Regions from separate parts of the Mus musculus genome. Here all the other regions are linked to region 1. A link is a loop called in an ENCODE intact Hi-C map of the cell type or tissue named here. Cell type or tissue: gastrocnemius. All regions are shown on one strand.

Region 1 (4,000 bases):
CCTGAGAATTCAGACAGATAATTACGAGCAGGTGATTGCCGAGAGTCTCAGCACTGAGGGTCAGAAGCTGACAGGTCCTCCCAACCTCTGCTGCCATTTTCCTCTTTCTCTGCTTGCTTCTTCGGCCCCTCCTATGACACAGAGCAGAGACCAGGCAGTAGTATCTCTTGACAGTTGGCTGCCTGACTTGTGGAGGAGACAGATCAAAGCCCACAGGGGATGATAGGTCACCCCGGAACCCAGGTTCTGGGGCATCCTTTCATCCTCTGGGTCTCAGTTTCTCCCATCCGGGATGCAAGATAATTGGATGTGGGACATCCTATCCTGCCCTCTGATTCAGCACTCTTGGGGAGGGTGAGAAATCTGCTGTGTGAAATCTGACCAAAGAGTGCTTAAAATAACACTTCTCAGCCTTGATATCAGAGGATTCGTTCGTGTGTGCCAAACAGATTGTGATTAAGCCGGTGGAAGGTGGCCTTTAAGCCTGAATTTCTAGCGATCTCCCAGTCAGTGCTCAATCCCTGCCAGTCCTGTTTATACCCTGGGAAATGAAAAGCTGACTCACAAGACCCAACCACAGATCCATGGGATCAGAAACTCTGGGGTATCGACCAGCAATCTGTCCTTACGCTGTCTCCGAGGTTGTTTCAATACCCATCAAGTTCAAAACTACCGCTTTAGGACAGCTGATTCTGAACTTGACTAAGGACTGGAAATTCCTGCAGAGAGTTTTTGAAGCCCTGGTGCCTAAGTCAAGCTCTCATATTCAAATTTAATAAACACGGGATGCCAACGTGGAGGCATCAGGATTTTTAAACACTCCGAATGAGTATGAGATGTACTGAAGGTACTGGCTTCCAGGCTGAGAGTCTGCCGTTCTCTGAAGCCGCTCTGCCTGAGACTACCATGAGGGGGCGCTGTGGCGCCACGGGGAAAACTCCGCGCTCCGGGCGGCTGCTGGTCCGGGCTGCGGAGGTGGCGGCTGCGCCTGGGGGGCGCGCCTCCGGGAGCGGCTCCTGGCCGAGGCTTGCCCTGTGCCTGCATCTGTACCTAATTAATGCTGGCGGCTGCCTAGTCGCGCCTGACGTTAGATGTGCTGGTGTTGGGGGAACGCCTGCAACCACTCGGCACAGGTTCCTTTACTCCACTTTGTTCTCTGCCTCCTTCGGGACTCGGGTTCACCCCTGCGGCTGCTCCCTGACACTCTCTGCCTGTCCCAACGTCACCTCACTGGGTTCCTTGTCTCTTTCCGAGGATCCCGGCAAGTTCCCCAAGCCAAGGGACCTGCTGATCAGCTCCAGAATCCAGCTCCTGTCATTCTCTCTCATGGTTTCTTTCTCTCTTCTTTCTGCCCTTAGTTGAGCTCTGTGGGTCTTCATAATAAACGTTTTCATACACAGGGTTTGCCTCTGACTTTGTGACACATAAAGCAGGGCCGTTTGTAAGGGACTTTCGACGTCTATGGGGGTAGGGAGCAGAGAGTTGCTTCTGAGTTTTAATGGCTCTGTGTGTGTGTGTGTGTGGGGGGGGGTGTTCTATTTTTAAGGATGAGGCTTTATTCTGGAAAGGAGAGTCCCTTGTTTAGCTTCTTAGCTAGCTGGATACATCACCCCCGCCCAGGGGGGCTTTCCCCACAGGCAGTGACCTTTATCATAAATAATCCACTTCATATTTCATCCCACCCACTTTCCCATCTGTTTGATATTCTGCCTTCCCTGGTGCGAGGCCTCATCTGGAGACAAGCCATGTGAGTAAAAGAAGCTTGCCCATCCCTGGTCTGATGGCTGCCTTGCCCTGCCAGCTTCTTCAGAGCCTACTTCTGAGGGGACAGAAGAGGAAGGGCAATTGGAGAGACTGTGTGCTTCTTTCCTGACCCCAGCTCTCATTTCCAGGGCTTGGTTTCCTTCTTTGAAGCCTCTGCTACCTACCTAGATTCAGGTCCTTATTCCCAGGCAGTTGGCAGGAGCCACTCCAGTCCAGGGGAAACTGAGGCCAAAGAGGTTAGAAGGGACCCCCTCGAGCCACATAGCTGATTCCTGGCAGGTTCCACGTTTCTACAGAATTGTTCAAAGCTCTCCCTAGGGCCAGTGGACACTTCCTAGCAGCGAGGCAGTGGTGGCAGGGGTCCAGAGGGAACTAGTTTAATTTGAAGAGCAGCCGTCCCTCCTAGAATCCAAATGAGCAATATCATCACAGAGCCCAGGGTGTCAGAGACTGGGCCTGGGCTGTGGGCAGAAAACAGGCCTACGGGTTCAGAGGGGAATCACTCATCAGACATAAGGGGGAGGGCTGGGGGACTTGATGGGGGAAGTATAGATATGCTGTGTCAGAACGAGTCCTGCTCCCTCTAATGGGGCCCTGAATGGGGCTCTCAGGTGGGGCTAGAGGATAGACAGGAAAATTTGGGCAGCCACCAGTTGGGACAAGTGTCCGTCCCCGTCCGTTCCCCCCCCCCTCCTGCTGGCTTGGCCATATGTCTGGCCAAAGCCTAGGTGGAAACCAGAGCTCTAAAAGAATAGCTCGGGTGGACGGAGCTCTGTGAGAGTGTGTGTGTGGGGGAGGTATGCTGGTAACTGAGAGAAGAGCAGGAGAGGGGCTAGCTCAAGGTCATGGGACAATTAGCAGCACAGCTGGAGCTTGGATGCAGGCACTGGACGGTGAACCAGGTTGTCTTCACTATTGTTCTTCCATATGGATGGATGGATGGATGCTTGGACCCTGCTCCTTCCCTTTTTGTTTGTGTTGCCATGTCTTGTTGAGACTTTGCATGGACATTTTCAGTTGTGTCTTTCTGCTCCCAAGTTGTTGTTGTTGTTTCTCTCCTCCTCCTCCTCCTCCTCCTCCTCCTCCTCCTCCTCCTCCTCCTCCTCCTCCTCCTCCTCCTCCTCCTCCTCCTCTTCTTTCCCAGAGAAAGGAAACCCTGTAATCTTATTCATCTATACCAGAAACCCCACCAGAAAGTCATGGTTCTTTTCAATCACATTTCCCACATTCTAAGTCCCTACAGGTAGAGGTGACAAGAGTCCATGGGACCTACTCTCTGGGATTTGGGGGGAAGAATGCTTAGCCTGCGGCATGCAAGTCTGACAGGAAGCCTCAAATCTAAGTGGTCGTCCTCAGCCACGCCTGCGGGTCTTTGCCTGCAGCTGCTGAGGGAGGAGGAACCGGCTCTGAGTGCGCAGGTTTCGTCTGGCTAGTCCCAAAGCTCACCACACTTCCTGGACCAGGGTTTCTGGCAATGTGGGTCTCTGGTCACCTGCAATACCTTCAGTACCTCGTTCAGGCAGTTGTTTGAAACAAGTAGTTGAGCCTGCTTCAGGCTCATGCAATTTGGAGGTGGCCAAGGCAGGTCCTCCCTTCCCTCATGGCCTGTCTCTGTTGGGGTTGGGGGAACAACGATGATCAATAACTAGTATGGAAAATATGTTAATTGCATGGCAGAGTTGAAAGTAAAAGTAATTTCAAAAATAAAGAACACTAGGTATGGGGCTAAGAAGGAAGTATGTTGGTTATAAATGGATGTATGTATTTATATCTATGTATGCATATATTAATTTTTCGAGACGCAGTCTCTGGATCCTCCTGCCTCAGTCTCTTTAGTACAGGGCTTACAGGTGTATACTATCATACCTGGCTTTTTGTAATGTTAAATGTAGCAGTTTGAAGGTCTCTTACTGTAAAAGTGACATTTGAACCAAGACTTCAAAGAGATAAAAGCCCTTAGCTATTGAATCTGGTTCCTGAGCCTGTTCCAACCTGTTCCTGAGAACCCTAAGAAGAGAGCCCAGGGGCCTACACCTCCAGAGTCCTTTAAAGGTGACACTTGGCAATCCTTGCTTCTCACCTTGATTTGTGTCCTTGCAAAGCGCTTTCCCCTCCCAGCCCAGGAAGTATGTGCCTAGGTGTGACTTCAGAGGTGATATCTGGATGGAAGCTGGACTCTGGGGTCTCAGTGGTACCTCTCGGGGTGACATGGTAATCAGCTCATGAGGAGTAACTC
Region 2 (4,000 bases), 170 kb after region 1:
AAGCTGCTGCGTGACACTTTTGGTGACATTAATAAAGATGCATGAAGAAATTAATTTCCCTTGTAGCCCCCTCCTCCATAGATGTAAAAGGAATTACTTTTATAAAATTGAGTTCCTGATGTCTTGATTATTTCTACTACAGAAGCTAGGAATTCTTGGTGGAAACAGAGGACTTTAATATCTAAATTTGGGATGTGTCTTAATGGAGTAATTGTTACTATGTTTATGTATAAACAAAAAGGAAAACCAGGAAAAAATGGAATGACAAAGTATGCGTTGAATACCTTTCTTGGGCAGAAAATAAGGCAAATAGGAGCCAATTAAACAAAACAAAACAAAACAATCTTTTAAACCTCTCTCTCCGGGGGTCGAAGCTGAAGGTCCTGGAAAGAACCGGCTGCTGTCTGCTAGATCATTCCTGTGATAGAGCCGCACTCGGCGCTGGCCTGTGGGAAAGGCTACAGCCAGGCGGGGGAGAGGTAAGGCTTTTGAAACAAGACAGAAAATCGTTGGCTTTATCTTTGTTAGGAAAGCTTCAAAGATTGATCTCTCCCGCCTCATCCTTCTCCTCCCAGAAGCCGCCGCTGTAAGGGAAAGGGGGTAGGGGGTTGAGAGGCGGGCGGGAGGAGCGGGGGCTGGGCGGAGGACTGGCCGGCTGTGGGGGAGGAAGGGCGCGCCGGCCAGACCCACAGCGCGGCTGATGTGTCTGGTCTCGCAGGGCTCGTGGTTTTCATTTCCCCAACACCTGGATGCAGTCAAACACCTGGCCAAATCTGAGAAAATCTGACAAGCCTTTGTGATGGGATTTGGAAGAAATTCCCTGCAGATCCTGGCACAGTTTAAAGCTGTCCGCTTTGAGTTAGGACTTGTTAAGGAGGGTTGTGTGAGCTGAAACCCGAGACAACCCTTTTGCTTCTATCTGGAGCCCACATCTTGCCTGGAAATGGGGCATGACCATGCGAAGGGGTCGCTTGCTGTTTGTATTAAAAGGGGAAAAACGGCCCGTGTGCCTGCCAGCGCAACCCCCACATGCTTTCTCCATTAAAGTCAAGCGCAGAAACTTATCAGAAACATATGTCTGCTGTTAATCATCTGGCCCGGGCTCCACTTGGGAGTCTAACTAGTTGTACCCTGGCAGAGAGAATCTGTTGACCTTTTCAGCTTGCTTGAAGAGGGTGAAGAGAGGCATTTCAAACTTTGTGATACGGGTGCCAGGGGATGCCTAGCTACGCCTGAGTAAGGACAGACAAATGAAGGTCCCAATGCTGGAGGGCTGCAATGTGGCTTGAGCGCGCTTTTACTTTAGGAGGCCAGTGGCTACTACAGGGAGTGAGTTGGGAGCCGCCCTTTGGAAGGTAAAAAAATAAGGACTGTTTATCAGGAAAGCCCCATCAAATGAATTCTCATAAATTAGGTCTTCTTAGATCATTGAGTGTTGCTGAAAGGTTTGATGGTTCCTGTTTAAAACTTTAAAAAATACATCCTATTTCTGAATTGCCAAACTACATGAATTTCAAGCCCCACCACTTTTTTTTTTTTACAAATTTTGAAATAATCAGTTCTAAGACATAAAAGCCTTCACTCTTTTATTATATTTTCTCAAATAAACTTCCCCAAAGGAAGATATTTTAAGAGCATTTTCAAACATCTTTGGCATCACATAAAAAAAGAAATCTCGTGTAAAAAACGAAATGTCATCTCAACTTTTATAATACAAAGGCGCAATCCAATATGAACATATAAAATATATACAAATGCAGTGCATGGTCAGTCACTTAATACAGCTCTCTACAAAAAGTAACTTTTTAGAATTAAAAAAAGCAACAAAATAACCACCAAATTATAAAAGTCTCTCCTAAAATCCAAGTTCGTTTTTAGTGTCCGTCAGAAGAGAGAGGTGGGCTAGGGACTTTACGGGTAGCAGTGGCCTGAGGCTCTCAGTTCCGCCACGGTCTCCACATGGAGTCCGAAGTGAGCGAGGAGCCACTGGAAGGTGACACTGCGTTAGGACCCACCGAGGTCCCACTGTTGCTGGTGTAGACCGGGATGACCGGGCCGCTGTGAGCGAAGGCCCCGTTGGGGATGAGAAAGGCAAATTGGCCGTCAGGAGCCGGCACCACTTGGAAGCCGCCAAAAACCTTGGCAGCCTCTCCAGCCTGGCTGCCCAACTTGCAGGGTGCGCTGCCGGGAGGGGGCGCCGCGCCCCCGGGGATGGGCACAAGCGGCGGCGGCGGCGGCGCGAATGGCGCGTGCTGGGGACCGGCAGGTCCTGACGGGGGCGGCGGCGGCGGCGCCTGCAAGGCGGGGTGCGCCTGCCCGGGGTAGGTCATGGCGTTGATCTGGGTCATGCAGTTGGCCAGGTGGCCCAGCAGCCGAGTGCGCACCTCGGTGTTAACGCCCTCACACGTGGACAGGAAGCGGGTCACCTCGTTCATGCACTCGCTGAAGCCGGCGCGGTATTTCCCCAACACGCTCGGGTCTGTGCTGAGCGCGGCTGCAGGCCAGAAGGAGAAAAGATGGGTCACCGAAAAGCCCTGGCCCCGGAGCCATACAGCCTCCCGCCCTGGGAGGTCCCCGCAGCGCGCCTCCGGAACCACCTGGGGTTGGGAGGGTTGGGTAGGCTAAGAACAGCCAGCTCCTTCTCCCTAGGTTGGGGACATAAGCCAGGACACTCCCTCCATCTAAACCGATCTCAGCTCCAGATCTGCCACCCCTAGTCCCGCGCGCGACCTGACCTTGGACAATGCCACCCAAGGCGCCTTCCAAACCCCACTTCCCCTCCTGCGGCAGGGGTTGGACCGGTGCTAAACCACTGACCCCTACCTTCTATCCAGCCCCAAACTTCCTCAGTCTTACGTCCTTTCGCCCTCACCGGCTTCTACCACAGCCAAGCTGCCCACCACCCTTCTCGGCTACAGCCTCTCCCTCCATTTCCGGAGCAGTAACAACTTGGGAGCTGTGGCTATAAATAAGACCCAGACCGTGGGAACGCGGAGTGAGCCAAGGCAGTAAAATGTAGCTGAATGCCTCTCACAACCGCGGGCGGAAGTCTGGAAGAAATCACCGCGGGCCGAGAGGGACACCCGCAGAGAGGGGACGCACGCGCGGTCCTTACCGGTCATCTGCGCCCGCTGCAGGTTCCGGAGGTGCTTCACAGTCATTTCCAGAATGTCTGCCTTCTCTAGCTTGGAATGCCGGGAGCTCTGCGCAGAAAAAACAAGGGATGAAAGTCAGTCCTCCTTGTCAGCTGCCTCCGAGTTCTGAAGGTCCCCGCCCGCATGTCCCACATCCCAGGGCCCGGCGGCCTCTCTCCCGCCAGTGGGAACGTAGTGCTGGCGGGGTAAGATCCACATGCAGCAGGCTAAGAGCTTAGTTCTTTGTGCCTGGGAAATGCCATTCCATTCGTAATTAAAAATAAAAAAAAGCATTGCTCACTTACATCTTTCTTAAGTGCATCCAAAATCAGTGTTTTCAGTTGGCTTAGACTTTCATTTATTCTTGCCCTTCGCCTCTTCTCCATGATAGGCTTTGATGACTGCAAAGGGGGAGAAAAGAGGTCCTGAGTTCCCACGGGATCTGCCATTTCACCCCGAGGTTTTAAGAGAAAAGTAAAAGGAGTCCCGCTGTGCACAACCCACTTAATTTCTAGACGCAGGTACTGTCTTACCTTTCTGTGCTCAGAGGCCGTCTTTGGTTTGTCCGGTGTCGTGTTGACACTGGCTGGGGTAGCAGCCACCGGGGAGGAGGAATTTTTCTCCATTATATCAGCTGGCATTTTCGTTTTTTTTTTTTTTTTCTTCTCAGTCCCCAGAGAATTTTATTTTTGGAATCCTTCACGCAAAAAAAAAATAATTTTTTTTTGCTTACGTCCTTTTACTTGACTTTCATAAGAAAAACTACTGAGCAGTTGAAGGTTTATTATGTCTTAGGGCTACTTAGTGATCGGTAGCACTATTCCAGGACCAAGGAGAGAGGTAGACAGGGGATTCCGCTGTTATCA
Region 3 (4,000 bases), 230 kb after region 1:
CTCCTGAGACAATGTGCAGCAATGTGGCCACATCTTGAAACCATCAAGCTGTGTGGAATGAGGCAAACTGGAGCAGAGTAGGCTGTGTGGTAGCACTTCTATACCATTGCAGATGGGTGAAAACTGACCAATCATGGTGGCAATGAGACCAAGAGCCCTGAGGCAGGACCCCTACCTGGTCCATTCATCCTTTATCACACTAGGATAGAATTAACTCCTTAGGAGACTTTCTAATTGCTTGATTGAGAGCCCCAACTGGAGATCATGGGACTTCAGAGTAACCTTCCTCTTCCTCTGCTTCTCTCAGTGTCCACTGGCGCCATCAGCGTCTGCTGTGTCTCCTCTGGAGCCGTGCTTCATGCTGGCTGAATGACCTAGCATATACCCCGTTGACTGTGGATCTCCAGAGGGGACATCTCGGTTGGTCCTTTGACACACTAGCATAACTGAGCACTTAACTGACTGAGTCACAGGGCAGGGGTGGTTTATTTCCCCAACCAAGAAGAGTTCGAAAAGTCCTACCAGGGTCTACAGAATCTGAGCTGTGGAAGATGCAAATGGCGATTGGGCAGGTCCGGGGGCGGGGGGGGGGGGGGGGCTCACAAGTGAGTGCTATGGGGTAGTGAGAGCAAAGGCTGTGTGTGTGGGATAACCTGAACTACATCTAGACACCGAGGTGACATTTACAGGTCCCAAACTTCTGGCAGATGGTTTCACCTAAGTCTCTTTAATGATAAACCAGGTGCTGGGTGTGGTGGCACGCTCCTGTAAGTTTCAGGGTCAACCTAGGCTACATTAGTAAGACCCTGACTCAAAAAAAAAAAAAAAAAAAAAGCGCGAACTTTGAACCTTGGTCTGTGGGACCTTCAAGTCTGATGAAAGCTGCGGGCTTGTGTGGTCTCAGAATAGGTAGATGCAGATCGGGGTGGGGATGCACGCAGCAACAGCTGCAGAAGTCATGTAGAGTTCACACACGCCCAAGGGAAGCCAAGGTTGGAGTGCTCAGCCTTCCCATGGGGACAACACCCACCACAGTCACAGTCCCCCGCCTTTTTTAAAGTGTGTGGTTATGTGGGTGTGCATTTGTCCGCGCAGGCTTCCAGCTGTTTGCTTCTATCTGTACAACGACTGCCAGAAGGAACTGCGACCTAGACTTTTGATCCAGTCAATAAACACACGGGAGCTGGGCCTGGCCACAGTGGTCAGACTCAGAAGCGAGACTCTAGATGAAGGGACAGTAACGATAAAAGCCTTCCCCTCACCCCTCCAGTCTTTCTGGCAGTTCGTGTCTGAATCTAAAAGCCAGAAGTGGCACCGTCTCTAACGAGCAACTTCTCTGGTTTTCTGCTTTGTAACTAGGAGCATCACCAGGAGTTTGAAGCCACAATGAATTCAGACTAGTTTGGATTACAGATACCCCCTCCCCCCCCCCCCCCCCGGTCTAAAAAAAGCAAAGAACGCACAAGGAACACAGGGTGTGTAGGTATCCGCCGTGGTGATGTATCCCCCACCCCTCTGTCCCCCCTCAATGGACAAGCATCGGAGCCTCTGCTGCTGTACGCCTAGGTAGCCAAGGGTTAACCGGCGTCCCCCTCCCCCCTCCGCCCCCGCCGGGCTGGGCAAGGCGGGAAGGCGGCGCGCCGGGTGCCAAAGTCGGAACCTGCTCTCGGCAGCTCCCCGCGCTGCCTTGACTCACCGCCAGGCCTGGCGCGGCCGCCGGCTGTGGAATGTGTGAGCGCCATGTGTCACCGCCCCAGACTGTGGGAAAACGCTGCTCCGCTCACCTCCCAGCAGCTGGCCCGCGCCCGCCCGCCCGGGAGCCGGGAAACAGGAGCCGCCCGCCTGGGAGGCCGCCCGGGGCCACTTCCGAGCGCGCGCCGCCTCTCCGCCCACACGCCGGTCCCTGCCGGCGACCCGGGGCTGCGGCGCCACCCGCAGCGAGTGGCCCAGCACGCCCTTCTTTTGCCCCCGCTGGCCTTATGCATCCTCCTGCTCCACCAGGCCGGCCTTAGACACAGAGAGCCCCTGTTCTGAGAGCTCCTGGGCGGTGACCTCTTTCCGGGAAAGGGCCAGAGAACTGAGGGCTATGCAGGGGACTGACCTCATGGGGTTGTGTGACAGCTCCAGTCTGGACCTTGCCAGCCCTGAACAGGAGGTTCCACTCTGCCTGACCCTTCCCCCGGAGAGCTAGGCAAGAGCCCTGCACCTCAACGCGGGGGCAGCCTCCCCTCTAGTCATTGGATGAGAGTCACATGGGTCCAGAAGTCAGCCAGGGACAAGGTTTCCAATGCCTAGCCATGCAGGGAGATGTAGGCAAAGTCACATTCTGGGTGGCAGCCATGCAAGACTGGAGACAGCGCAGTGCACCTTGTTCCGAGCCTGGCTCTCCACTCCGTGGCCAAGTGTCTCTTCAGCCAAGGCTCCTTGTGGTGTCGCTGCCTTCCAGGGCAGTTGGGACGAAATCAGATGGGGGTGGGGGCAAACCTCGGGGTCCAGGGATCCAGGGTCTTCACCTAGCATCAGCCTCTGCTGCTTTCTGAGGGGTCGAGGTGTGTGTGTGTGTGTGTGTGTGTATGCCACCCCCGTAGGAGGCTCGGGACCTGGGTGGGGTCTCTGCTGTACCCAGCTCTCCTCCAGCATGATCTGTTTCTGTTTTTTCTCCCTGCCTGTTCTTCACAGTGGGCGATGAGGTCTCACTTCTGTGGTTCTTCCCAGGCTAACCTAATCCAGTTCAACAGCTGCCTCTCCTGAAGTCCCCATGCACTTGATTTCTGTCCCCGCTCTGTACCGGTCATGGCCTGCCTAACTAGTCTTTCTCTCTCCTGCAACTTCTTATTCAAAGACGGGCTACCCTTCTATGTACCCCCCCCCCCCCATGAACAACACTGAATTCTGCATGTGACAGCCACTCTGCAGATTGAGTGCACCCCCACATGAACACTTGTCAATACCATTTATCACAGGTTCAGAACCTCATTGCCCAGACATGTGACCTCGGTCAGGCTAATCTTGCCATCTCAAATCTCTCCCCTCACCTGCAGAACATAAATCTGAGTAGGGTGTGGTGCCACAGGCCTATGATCCCAGCACGTAGGAAGCAAGAAGATCACAAGTTTGAGGCCAGCCTCTGCTTTCTATTGGGGAATCTAATGAAGAAGAGAGGGAGGAGGAAGAAGAAAAGAAAAAAAGGGGGAAAAGAATGCATTCGGTGGTATTTGGTGCGCTATAAGCTTTGAATAATGAAACTCCAGTTAACGACAGGATGCATCATGGCAGTGGTTCTCAAAAGAGTATGTCATCTAGTGACACCTTACCCATCTTACTTTGTATAAGTGCACTCTATGAAGTTCCCATAATGATAAGGTCAGTGAGAGATCCCTGTCATTAATCCATATACAATTGCTAAAATACCATAGACTGGCGGCAGACATTGACTGACGCCCAGTTCTGGATGTTGAAGTCAAAGAATAAGGCACAGGTGACTCAATTCCCCTGAAGTCCCTCTTCCTTGGCTTATAGGCAGTTTGTAGATAGTCTTCGCTTTTTGTGGATTCTTCTTTTTCCCATCCTTTATTCCTCCACCCCCTTTTCACTACCTATCACTAGATAAGAAGGAAAGGATAAAGGGGAGACAGAGATCCTTGAATCTAATTCTTTCCTTTTGTTTCTTCTCTGAGTATGAGAAAACTGCATCCAAAACCCCACCCACCCTGCCTATTGTGGCTCTAGCATTTACATACCCTCTGAAAAGTTCCCAGAATTCCAGAGGTCACACAACTGCAGAAATTGTCTGCAGCTGGCAAAACTGTGCCTCTGTTAGGGCACGAGGAAATCACGTCAGCTGCTGCAGACAATCTGAAGCAGCCCCACAGCCCCACACTGGGATTAAAACAAGAACACTTTCTCATAACATTTCTGTGTTATTTAAAGAATCTGAAATTCCAGAATTGTCGCCACAGCAGCTACTTTCTCTGTGTCCTCCCATGGCAGAGGGCTCGAT
Region 4 (4,000 bases), 590 kb after region 1:
CACCCAGGCAGCCCTTAAAGAGATAGGGCATCATTTATCACTTGCAAAGACAGATTTATAAGAAGAGGGCCCCTTCTGTTCCTTTAAGACTGCAAAACAGATGGGAAGTGAATGGATAGTCAATGGGACAAGGAAACACATGGGAGGTGCTGCAGGATGCATGTTCCCAGCACAAGAAAGGAGGCCAAGATTGTAACTGCATGACTGGGTCCTGGAGAGGGTCTGTCTTCAAGCTGTTACAAAGACAAATGCTGCTCCTCACCCAGCCGTCAAACTGTTATAAATATTGGTTTGTCAAAAGACCTTTAGTGCTGAAGCCTTAAAAAGAAGTTATAGCAGATAAATGAATCACAAGAAAGAGGCTCAAACAGTTCATTAATGTAACTTTAAAAGGAGAAAAAATATAAGCTCAGAGAATGTAATTCCGATTTAGGAATTGAAAGCTCTAGTTAAGCTCAAGTTGAGATGAAATAAAAAATGAAATACAAGTCATAGTTCCTAGACAGATGCTCTATTAGGGGAAGCACACCACACACAAGGAGGTCTAGTTACTAATACAACTTGTCTTTCTCCTCTCAGAAATGTTTGGGATCAGAAATATACATTTCTGCTTTTCTAGCTGAACACCAAGAATCTGAAAATATAAAATCTAAAATGCCCGAAAACCTGAGAGTCAGAGAGTATCATGTGAGTACTCAAGTTTCAGATGTTACAGCCTTTTGGATTAGAAGTGCCCGACCTGCACTTGTGCAGTAGGAGCAGGAGGTCCCAAAATACAGGGAGTCCAGAACTGATGTTACATATTATTTAAATTAGAAGTCATCCTTTTTAATTTTAATCACACTTTCTTTTCCTCAGCTGTGTGACATGGGTGCTGGAGCCTTCCTAAGAGGAGTCCATGCTTTTCACCACTGTGCTAGCTCTCTGGCTTCTAGATTCTTTTTTTTAAAGAAGTGATTTATTAAAAAAAAATAACAGGTGTTGGTGTGTGTATATGTATATATGAAGGGAGCATATGTGCATATAAACTCTAGATTCTCGATACTTGATTTCACTAAGAAAACAAGTTCTGAAACACTTATTAACAATACAAAGCAAGAAGCCAAATCGCAAGAGTTGTGCCTATGGTCACTCACAATCAAACCAAAGACCCAGGTGAACAGAATCATCAAGCAACTCTAAAAGGCACCGGTGCTGACAGAGCTAGCTCCGCTCTGCCACAAGCCTTCGTGTACCTGGCTAACTGGTTTAACGTCAGCGAACATCAACTTCTAACTATGACAATAGGGAATGCCTCCTCTCAGGCCTCATGCAGCTCTAAGAGACCTCTGTCAACTACACAGGCCTGAGGGACAGATGAGTCCAAACGAACGAATGGTGCAGTCACATGGAAATAGCATCTATTTCTGAATAGAATATATTCTATTCCTATATAATTATTCTCTCTTCAGTTTTAGTAGTCCATTGGAAAAAATTTCAGTAGTGATGAGAATAAAATATTCAGAAGAATCAAGTGGATTCTGGGAAGCAGGGCTGCACGCATCCATTTTTCACGATTAAAAGGTGGCTAGAACCCCATGGAAGGATCATCCACTGCATCTAAGGGAAACAGTCCGGGCATCTCTGGAGAAGGACGACACTATGAAGGCACAAGCACACACAGCAAGGCCTGGTCCTCAACAGGTGGCTCGACTCTCAAGGAGAGTGACTGTTACTACCCAACATGCTACAACATGGCCTCCGGGTCCCAGGGACTCTATAGAGTAACCTTTCAGGAAGTTCTAGTTTTATTAATGTCGCTTGTTCTCTGAATGAGTATTTTAGAACCAAGTCTGTACAAAGCAACAGAAGTGAACTGCAGCCCACCCTGCTAGCTGAGAAGCTGGATGCAAGTGCACTGACAGTGAACTCAGAGCACACGGGTAGGAGAAGACAGCCCAGAGCTCTCAAGACACTGCCCCGCCCGCCACACTCAACAGCCTACTGAGCTGCAAGGGGAATGGTATAGTTTCTGGTTGGGGCAGTTTTTAACATGTTCCCCCCACACCACCCCCATAATAATAAAATACTTAAAAAACTGAGAACCGAATTCCTGGTAGTATACTCGCTAGAATTTGTTTAAAGACAGAGAGAGCTGTATACACGGCTCAGAGTAAGAAGTTGTGCAAAACGGAGGAGATAAAAGATTAAAAACAAAGCAAAGCAACCTTAATTCTGTCTCAGAAAGGGGATAGGAATTCACTTTACTTACTTAAGCCCCCTTGTACAATTTAAAGTATAAAAACGGGAACAGAGCAGAGAGATGTGTAAGGAATAGATAAGATGGACTGTTTTATACATGGATGGGAACAGAGGAAGAAAGAAAAATCTCCCTAATGTGAAACTGCAAACAGCGGAGACTGACGCCACGGCCAGCCGTTATGTAGGCCTAAGCCGTGTCTCCTAGTGCTACCACCATGAACATGTTATTTGGAAAAACAATGTACTTTTAAAATTGAGTAATCGTGTACAGATTTCATCATTCTCGTGAATAGAATAAGGAAGGTGATGATTTTTCTTTCGAGACAGGGTTTCTCTATGTAGCCCAGGCAATCCGGGAACTCGCTCTGTGACCAGGCTGGCCTTGAATCCAGAGATTTTCCTGACTCTGCCTTCTAAGTGCTGGGATCAAAGGTGTGCGTGCAGCACTGATGGCTGGCTTAAATGATGAAAAATTTAAGGGAATTTGTACTGAACTTATTGGGAGGGAAAGTTTAGAAACATGTAATAGTAAAATAACAAAATTCCTTTGGCTTTAACCTATGTCTTTATCTACCCCTAAGAAATGTACTTCACAGTGAGCATGGTGGCCCAGGCCTTGGAGGCAGAGGCTAGCCTGGGTCTTCACAGTCAGTTCCAGGCTAGCCAAAGATGAGTGAGAGCCTGTCTCAAACAACCAAAAGAGAAAAAGAAGTGCATTTCCCATATACTTGGCGTAGGGTATCGATAGTGGGTCTATAACCACACCCTTGGCGTAGGGTATTTACAGTGGGTCTATAACGCATGAAGTTCTCCTTTTTACAATGTTTATGCCTTGCTTGATTTTATTTTCTATATACTTTCATAAGCCAGCAGATTACATATTGTGATTAGATTTGCATTCCCTCCACTAGGTTTTATTTTTATCACCTTAGAATTGGAGAGAGTACACAGAAACCTAAACACTGAAAAAGTGGGGCTGAAGAAGAGGCAGCTTTGAGGTTAAGAGCACAGGCTGCCCTTCCAGAGGGCCGGGGTTTAGTTCCTCGCTCCTCGTGGCAGTTTACAGTGGTCTATATTGCCAGGTGCAGGGATCCAGGGCCCACTTTGGTCTCCTCAGCCATGAGGCATGAATACATACATGAGGCATTTACATATATGCATACAAAATAAAATAATCTTTAAAGAAAATTTTGGAAAGCTTTCACCTCACCTTTAACTTTATTATTTCATCCTAATAATGCTCACCAAGGAAATGATAAGCATTATTAGAAGAGAAAAAAATTGTAGTTTTAAGTATGTATCTTGGATTCCACACTAGCACACAAATAGAACTTTTTTCACAGCAGTGGTTCTCAGCCTGTGGACTGCAACCCCTGTGCCAAACCTCTATCTTCAAAAATATTTACATTATAATTCATAACATTAGCAAAATTACAGTTATGAAGTAGCAACAAAATTAAATTTACGATTGGGAGTTACTGCAACATGAAGAACCACATTAAAGGTCCCGACATCAGGGTGGGCGAGAAGCACTGCTTTAAAGTAATACAGTACATTGGTTGGGGTTACATATACCTTTAATCCTATCTCTCAGGGTTAGGAGACAGAGGCAGGCAGGTTTCTTTGACTTTAAGTCCAACCTGCTCTAAACTGAGATCCAAGCCAGTCAAAGCTACACAGTAAGACCCTGCCTGAAAATAAAACAAACAAAAATTTCCACTACAAATCCAATTCATGGATTATTGACAATGACATTGCT
Region 5 (4,000 bases), 510 kb after region 1:
CTAACTATTAATAAGAATTGTCCCAAAGTTTCCATTTATACTGAGTGTACAGTACGGGGTTCTAGCTCAGACTATTCTATTTGGCTTTATGGTGAAGAAGGGGGTAAATTTAAACCTGCCATGAACTTGAAGGTATGGGTGTGTGTGTGTGTGCGTGTGCATGTGCGTGTGTAAAGACATAGTGCTTTGACATTTGTGAAGAGGAGAGAGGGACTGGCAACACACAGACATATCCCTGGGTTCCCAGAAAAGCACACTTCCATAGTGTACCGTAAGCAGTACATTATTGGGACAAGGTGGTAAGGGGTTGGAAAAAAAGTTCCTGCTTTATACCCTTCATCTACCTTCATTGTAATAAACACATAATAAATACAATTTAGTTACAAATGTAATAAAAAACAGAATACTATAATGTAATGTCTGGGTCAGTGGTTCCGAGGCGCTGGAGAATATTAGCTGTGACATGAGGGGATCATCTCAAAAGCAGGTCAGCAACACAGCTGGTGGTTCTGATTCTTTGATCTCAGCCTGGTCATCTCCTGCTACCCAAAGCCCTCCCAGGAGCCAAGGGTGGTACAGATCTAGGGGTCACAACTTTGTGTTACCTCTTCAAGTACAAGCTGAAGTGCACAGGTGCCTGCTGGCATGGGATGCTCCTCAGGCAAAGCAATCGAAAACGCTGATAGATTCCAGTCTTGGACCAACCAGAGGGTATCACAGAACCTGTCACGATGGGCTTGTCAGAAAGCACTGAAGGCATCAAATGTGTTCCTGTGGAGTCCTGAAGAGCCTGAAGAGCCAGAGACCAGCTATGGAACACAGAAGGCACAGTAGGAAAGCCCAAGTAGAATGTGTGTGTGTGCCCTACGTGTTAAAGACATAAGTCTCCTTACCACCCATGATTGCGGTGGGGTGGGGGCGTCTAGCACTCAGCAAACACTGCAGAACTTCCCAAGCTTCTCCTATGCACATTTCCTGTCACAGCAAGTATATTGGTTCAAGGTGGTCCCGTGGATGAAAACAAACGCGAGCCCCAGTGAAGAAACCATCTCAGGGATTGACCCCTTTAGGGACAGATCCCTACCCCTCTCTCCTCTGGCCACCAGAGGTGGTGCCTCCTGGGGGTCTCAAAGCTCACCAGGGTTCAAAGCACTCAGACAGGTGTCAGACATCCTCCCTCTTGGCCCTTCCAGCCCTCACTGCTCTCTGTCCCTGTCTCCCTTGCAGGCAGACTGCAGCTCAATTAGGAAGGCATTCCCAGACCTCTCTGGGACTGGCACGGCCACATTGTTTGCATTCCCTGCCTATGGCTGCAGCTCCCGAGCCAGGAGGCATGCAGATGCAGTCTGTCTGCATCAGACTCTTATCTATTTCTGAGAAAGGACAGGTCTTTTAAGTCACACTTCCAGACCCGCGACGACAATCAGGATGATCAGTAAAGTGTCTTCTGGGCATGACAGTCCTTCATGGGACTCTTTGGGTGGTATTCTAGGCCCATGGGGACTCCATGTTAACTGATTTCTAGTCCATGCTCACTCAGGAGGTAGCCACTGACAAGCAGGGATGGGGTGGATGTGGGTGGTGAAATGCGCTTTTGCACTGGGACAGTGGAAGATGTCAGAAGGGCTCGGTGTGCAACAGAGGGGCTGGATGACACTAAGAAAGTCCCCATGGGTTTTAGACAATGGTTATGGTAAAGAAAAAACAGTCTTTGTTGGCTGGTGTGAAGGTCTCTTTAATACCACACGGGGGGTGGGGAGGGGGCACAGTCGTAGGTGGTTTGGTGTGGGATGATGGGATGACATGATGTCGGGAATTTGCCATAAAACATTCCAGAGAAGGCTGAGGGGTAGACTGATTACCATAATTACTGAGCTGGTGAGCCCGTAAGTGGGTTGTTATATCATTCTTTATACTCTTGTATCTGCTTAGAATTTTTCAGGATAAAAAGTTATTTCTAAAAAAGGATCTGAACGACTAATAATTCACAAATCATAAAATCCGGGATGGTGCTGAGCAGCAGCCGAGGTTGCCATGGGTTAACATTTTTGTCAGATGAGTGATAGGGACAGGCAGGATTTGGGAGCTCTTGGCTTTGTTTGTTTGTCTTCATACCAGCGAAAGCATTCCCCCCCCACACAGGGTGTGATCCACCCTCGCCTCAGACACCCCTCAATGTGGGGCTTTCTGGCTGCCAGAGTTGAAGCTGTCCTGGCCCTGACCAGACCCACCCTGAGGCTCAGCCCAACCCCACCCCCACCACTGCCCCTTTTCCTCCCATCCAGTCCAGTTCTCCAAGCCGTCTGGAGAAAATTATCCAAACCCCACGTAGAAAATTTAAGACCTTGGCAGTCGTCCCATAGATGACTCCCAAATTATGCCATTCCAAAGGTGGGGGGGGGGGGGGAAGGCCAGAAGTTCAGAACCTAGGTGCCCATTGTGTTGTCTGAGAGCTGTGAGCGCCACCTGCTGGCAGAGACTGGCAGAAAGGGACGCCAAAGATGGCCAGGAATTCATCCAAAACAGGGCTAAGTCTGTCAGATCTCTCATACTAGAGAGGATTCACTGATTAGCAGAAAGAGAACTGAGATAGAGGGTGTGTGCATGTGCATGTGCATGTTCATGTGGGTGTGCGTGAGCACTGGGACTTGTGTGTCTGTAGATTTATACATGAGGACTGACCACATGCTGAGCTGTGTGTGCTGGGACGTGCATTGGGATGATGTGGCTTCGCTCCAGAGTGAAGACAGTAAATAAGAAAATCCAGCTGAGCTGTATCCCTCCAAAGGAAGTTTCCGGATATCCACTCATCATTAATATCCAGCCCAGGCATGAGATATATGGATCTCAGTAATTGGAGTTTTCACGAGGGGAAAGTAAGGCCGGCAACATACTCAAAGCCCATCCTGAAAACAACAGGTTCCCTGAGGAGTTAGGGCACCTGGGGATAAAGATCTTGTGAGTTGATGAGTTCATCTTTTCTGTTTTGCAGAGAAGGAACCAAAAGTTTAATTAAAAAAAGAAAAAATACAAGAGGAAATATGTCTACATCCTTGTTAAGAGTTTTTTTCCACCATGAGTTCTGGTAACCAGTCTCCTCCACCAGTACAACCCAGCACATGCACCAGGAGGCTACTGGGGCTTCTGCCCTGTCCTGCCCTGCCCTGCCCTGCCCTGCCCAGCCCAGCCCAGCCCAGCCCAGCCCAGCCCAGCCCAGCCCTGCCCCATCTTTACCTCACCTTTTCTATTTTTCTCTCCCAAAAAGCATTTCCTGCGTCATAAATCTTGAGAAACTTATTGGTTTCCTGAGGCATCCCTTAGTCCAAAGATGTGGCTTCACAGCCCAGACCAGGAACCACCCTGAGGCTAGGGCTCTACTGTGGGAGCAAAGTCTCTCCTAGAAGGTGGTGGGAGGACACTAGCCCTCCACCTGTCTCTGAGGGCTCACAGGCACTGAAAACTTTCCCAGGCTTCCTGCAAACATTGCCAAAACCCCCAGCTTGGATGCCGGCCGAGGGTGACTACCCAGGGGGGGTGCAGCACAAAGTGGAGAGAGGACTCAAGTGGGGCTCCATCTCAGAAGCAACGCAGGGATCAGAATCTCCCTACTGCTTCTGTCCATTTCTTCTCTCTGAAATGACAGGCTTCTTTTGTCTTCTCCCTCTCAGGTGGAGCAGCAAGCCAGTCTTCCTTCTGCAAGCTCATCCCAGAAACTCACCAGAACAACTCTCTGGGGCTTTAAGCTCCTTGTGACTGCATCGACTGCTTTCTCACATGCGCGCTAAGCTATGCCTTGTCCTTGTCTCTAACCACACCAGCCCCATGCCTGAGTGGATGCCAATCCAACTGTCACTTCCTGCTTCCTAACCTCAAATGTTGATTCCTCTACCTGTGTGCTCCAATAGTTACTTTTGTTGTAGAGGCCTTCCTCAAATGGCACCTTTTCCCGGAAGTGTCTAGAAATAGTCCCGTTCTAAACTCAACAGAATCCCCTCTGGGT
Region 6 (4,000 bases), 600 kb after region 1:
ATATGCTGGGGTGGGGAGGTGGTGAGTGGCAAGAATCACAGGGAATTTTCATGCACTTTAGGCTCCACATTGAGAATAGGAAAGTGTTGTGGGGTGGTTTCAGTCCCCATGCTCCAGGTCCACTGATCTCATCTGTGACAGTAGCAGGTGCCAGAGAAGAGGAGAAATACAAAGTAGTCAACAGAAATTAAATCTCAGACTCACATGACATTCTTCCTCTCTGAACACAGTAAAATAAAAACACTCCAGCTAACTATGTTTCTGTTAGCTATGTCCTACCTGCTTTTAAATTTAGATTTAAAGTGGCATGAAGAAATTCTTACAACTATCCTATAAACTAGGACGGTGTTTGGGTCACTGAAAGCATCTTTGTAGACATAGGAGGCTTTGCTAGGTTTCTAATCGTGGCCTTGCAAATGAAGTACTCATCTGTTGCTTCCCGTGTGTCATCGTCATTTTAAAATAAACAAATGCATCTGTTTTCTGACATTCAATAATATTAACCATGGTGAGCAGAGTTCTCATAGTAAGCATGACTTCTGTGGCTGAATATCTGGTAATTCAGAGGAAAAAACCCCTTCATATCTGTAGTCTCTATAGCCAAGTTTTATAGTCACAAGTGAGTGTCACACAGCCAAAGATACAAAGGTTGTATCTTTGCTTCTTTTCTAATTATCACGAGAAAGCACAGGATGGCGGATAAGAGGAGGCTGGGAACGTGAAGAAACACAAAGAGGAGCCTGAACAGCATTGTATGTGCTCAAGAGAAACAAACTCTAAGTTTCCAGCAACAATTGCTTGCTGTCTGGGAGATGCTCAGGCATCAAACAATAAAGAACAGTCAACAGAGGCAAGAGGCTTCGCACGCTGCTGCTCTCCTGCTCTTTAATCCCTCTGAGCTCTGGTAAAAAGGCCAGCTGTTGCCACCTCGTGTAGGGTAGAGGCAGTCAGCAGAGCAGATTAACTGGGGGTGGGGAAAGGGGATATTGCAAAATTCCAAATTAACAGCCACTTTGATTTCACTGCTTTTAACACAAACACTATACAACTACACCATCACAATAAGTCTGCACAATGACAGCTAGAGTTTATTGTTTTTATATTTCATATATTTTATGTTCATATTTGTAAATATGAAGAAATATACAGAAACTTGGTAGAGAACATTTCAACACTCTTAATCCTGCTCAACAAAACCCCAAAAGTTAGAATGACAGCCAGTTAAAAGGGAAAGGGTTGGTGTATTTAATTGCTGGACGTTAGGACTCAGGTATGAACACAACACACTGAAGAGCTCTTTACTTTGGGGCCTGGGGCTGTGGTTCAGCTGGGAGAGTTTGCTGAGCATAGGCAAAGCCCTGATGGATTGGGCCTGGAACCCTTGTTCCAAGCACTTAGTAGGTGGGAGCAAGTTGAGCACGAAGTTCAAGGTCTTAGATACACAGAGAGCTTGAGACCAGCAAGGGGAGAAACATCCAGGTTTTGGGCACCTCTGATTAGAGTGGGACCTGGCAGTCTGGAGAAAGTTTACCGGTCAAATAAAGACAGGCTTCCTTCAGTTCATCTATTGACTTCATATGCATGACTTCAGCATGCGTATGGTGTTTCTTTGGGTGTTTTCAGACTGAAAGCCTCAGTTCCAAAGCTCCTGCTCTGGCGGGAAGGACTAAGGATGAGAAGATCACTGCTGATACCGGGGACAGTCTCTCTGACATAGCACTATGTACACATCCCAACACAAAGGGTAATTACATGTATACAGTTATACTTTCCAATGCCTTGAGTTTTGTCCTCTAATAAATTAAAAAAAAATCATCAGATACTATGTGTTTCTAAGTCTCCGTTTTTTATTCTGACAAAAATAACTATCGTTACTCCACAGGGGGGACCCTAAGGAGAACGTATGGAAGGCAGTCTCCATGCTCTAGACAAGTACACAAATATCAGCTCACACCATGAACAACTTCATATTTTGCACAGAGCTAGAAGCCTGTATTATAAGCAGGAAAAGAATCCTTTCTCAGAACAAGCTGTCTAAATAAATGATTGCAACCATCCCTTTAACTCCTGGCTATCAATGAGTATGCATATACAAGAAATAAAAGTATAGCTCGAAGCCAGGCGGTGGTGGCACACACCTTTAATCTTAGCACTCTGAAGGTAGAGGTAGGTGGATCTCTGAGCTACAGGACAGCCAGCATATTTCCAAAACAACAACAAAATATAACTTGGGTCTCTCAGTGGACACAAGTTAAGAAAAGCATCTCACCACGTACTAAGGAAACTTGACCAGTGTTACTAGTGCACAGGGATTAACATTTCCAAAGTGGGGAAAACAGAACAGATCTCAGAATGTTAGCACTCTTTTTTAATATGGTGACAATAATAAAATCAAACATTATAGAAAGGACAACTTTTGCCACCTGGAAGAAAGTAATTTTTTTTACATTTTTATTCTTTTTCCAGTTTATTATTAGGTATTTTCTTCATTCACATTTCAAATGCTATCCCCAAAGCCCCCTATACCCTCTTCCCACCCTGCTGCCCTATCCACCCACTCCCACTTCTTGGCCCTGGTGTTCCCCTGTACTGGGGCATATAAAGTTTGCAAGACCAAGGGGCTCTTCCTAATGATGGCCGACTAGGGCAAGAAAGTAATTTTAATAGAACTTTATTTTGATAGGCACACTACTAAAAATTTCATAGGTAGGAGCTGGAGAGTTGTTGGTTCAGTGGTTAAGAGTACTGAATGCTCTTCCAGAGGTCCTGAGTTCCAATGCCAGCAACCACATGGTGGCTCACAATCATCTATAATAGGATCCAATGCTCTCTTCTGGCATGCACACTAACACACATGAAATACATAAATCTTAAAAAAATTCACATGCAATCCAAATAGCCACCTTCACAGCTGGTTCTCCACTTAGACCCTAGAATCTGTTGAGCTTGCTCTGATTACAGAATCAAGATTCTCATGAAAGTCACCCAGGCTGTTTATACGCTGCGGGAGGGAACTGTAGCTAGAACCGCAGCAGGAGGATGAGCTCAAGTGTCACCATGAGGTGCTCTGTCACAGAGGATGTCCGTGAATCCCATTTTCTGTGTTTCCACATGACACTGATCTTGTATTAGCTAGAAACATAAACTTTTTTCTTTTCCTGTTTCATCATAAAACAAAAACCACCTGGCTACAGAAAAGCTGTAACAACACTACAAAACCATCATCTCTCTAGAAACAGTTACCGTGATTAGGCTTCATCATATCTAAATGTTGATGTGTACAGCTGGAAGCAACCTGTATTTCCTTAAATAAGTCACAACTGAATAGTCATGCCTTTGAAACCAACACAGATACACAGATACAGTGCTTCCCAGGGACACAGACTGCATTCCTGACTGGTTGTGTTCAATCTGGACTACTGTTTCAGTCTTGTCTTGTCTTTGATGTACCCGATGCCCTCAGGTCAGCTATTCTGTAGGCAATATTTACCTGTGGTTTTTCTGATATACAGCCACATCTAAAGTCCTATATCTTTAGTAAAAATGCCAATCCATAAGGTGGCACAGGACTGTGACGACCACATGAATCAGGTGGTGACTGCTCAGATTTTTCCATGATGTAGTTACCTTTTAAAATAACAGGTATTTTCTTTTAAAACAATCTTAATAATAGGTCTTTTCTGTTGAGAATATTATGCGTAGTAAGATAAACATTCTATTCTTTACCACTAATTTCATCCTTCTCCCCATATAATTCCTAATTAGAGGATTTGTGTTTCGTTCAATAAGCTACACTATGTCACTGTCTCAGTTACCTGAGGTCTGCCCAGTTGCAGTGTCAAACAGTGCCTGTGTTGTGTGATAACGACACATCACATGTCAAATACATCCTTATTTCTTACTCTAAAGAGTTCCAGGTGTATCCTGTCCTTCCCATGCTCCAGCTATCAACACCAATGTGTGTCCAAGAGTCTTGACTTCTGTTAACAAGCTTCCTGAC

What was found. Peaks named below come from ENCODE experiments on the same cell type or tissue, not always from the same donor. Only the 100,000 strongest peaks of a DNase experiment are listed, where the experiment ranks them.
Region 2: it touches region 1 in a loop (11-fold over the local background); 16 of 42 quality-filtered maps call a loop at or near these places.
Region 3: a loop joins it to region 1, with 3 times the contacts of the local background. A loop is called at or near these places in 4 of 42 quality-filtered maps.
Region 4: a loop joins it to region 1, with 5 times the contacts of the local background. A loop is called at or near these places in 10 of 42 quality-filtered maps.
Region 5: it touches region 1 in a loop (11-fold over the local background); 25 of 42 quality-filtered maps call a loop at or near these places.
Region 6: a loop joins it to region 1, with 6 times the contacts of the local background. A loop is called at or near these places in 19 of 42 quality-filtered maps.

What each region holds. Positions count from the first base shown.
Region 1 is chr16:30,233,453-30,237,452 of GRCm38, reverse strand. No RefSeq gene overlaps it. Among named protein-coding and RNA genes, the nearest start is that of Gm33330, 18 kb to the left of the region's middle. In gastrocnemius, no CTCF peak of the experiment used is centred here; DNase peaks (open chromatin) are centred at 932, 1,681 and 2,131; H3K4me3 peaks cover 769 bases; H3K27ac peaks cover 1,193 bases.
Region 2 is chr16:30,065,366-30,069,365 of GRCm38, reverse strand. Hes1 (hes family bHLH transcription factor 1) reads right to left here. Exons shown (of 4, transcript NM_008235.2): 1 at 3,668-4,000; 2 at 3,440-3,535; 3 at 3,116-3,203; 4 at 1,570-2,494. The coding sequence starts at 3,775. The coding sequence ends at 1,938. It overlaps Gm32998 (a long non-coding RNA gene), which reads left to right. Exons shown (of 3, transcript XR_876001.2): 2 at 1-479; 3 at 719-1,503. Among named protein-coding and RNA genes, the nearest start is that of Hes1, 2.0 kb to the right of the region's middle. In gastrocnemius, CTCF peaks have their summits at 2,185 (motif pointing right) and 3,093; DNase peaks (open chromatin) are centred at 530, 2,187, 3,085 and 3,620; H3K4me3 peaks cover 3,858 bases; H3K27ac peaks cover 4,000 bases.
Region 3 is chr16:30,006,832-30,010,831 of GRCm38, reverse strand. It overlaps 4632428C04Rik (RIKEN cDNA 4632428C04 gene), which reads right to left and starts at 2,165. Exons shown (of 3, transcript NR_033631.1): 1 at 2,102-2,165. In gastrocnemius, a CTCF peak has its summit at 1,707; DNase peaks (open chromatin) are centred at 1,169, 1,690 and 2,238; H3K4me3 peaks cover 1,951 bases; H3K27ac peaks cover 3,017 bases.
Region 4 is chr16:29,638,732-29,642,731 of GRCm38, reverse strand. All of the region lies in intron 27 of Opa1 (OPA1, mitochondrial dynamin like GTPase), which reads right to left. Among named protein-coding and RNA genes, the nearest start is that of Opa1, 61 kb to the right of the region's middle. In gastrocnemius, no CTCF peak of the experiment used is centred here; DNase peaks (open chromatin) are centred at 189 and 1,835.
Region 5 is chr16:29,727,519-29,731,518 of GRCm38, reverse strand. No RefSeq gene overlaps it. Among named protein-coding and RNA genes, the nearest start is that of Gm46567, 84 kb to the left of the region's middle. In gastrocnemius, a CTCF peak has its summit at 2,495 (motif pointing left); DNase peaks (open chromatin) are centred at 2,202, 2,471 and 3,482.
Region 6 is chr16:29,632,878-29,636,877 of GRCm38, reverse strand. All of the region lies in intron 27 of Opa1 (OPA1, mitochondrial dynamin like GTPase), which reads right to left. Among named protein-coding and RNA genes, the nearest start is that of Opa1, 56 kb to the right of the region's middle. In gastrocnemius, no CTCF peak of the experiment used is centred here; no DNase peak of the experiment used is centred here.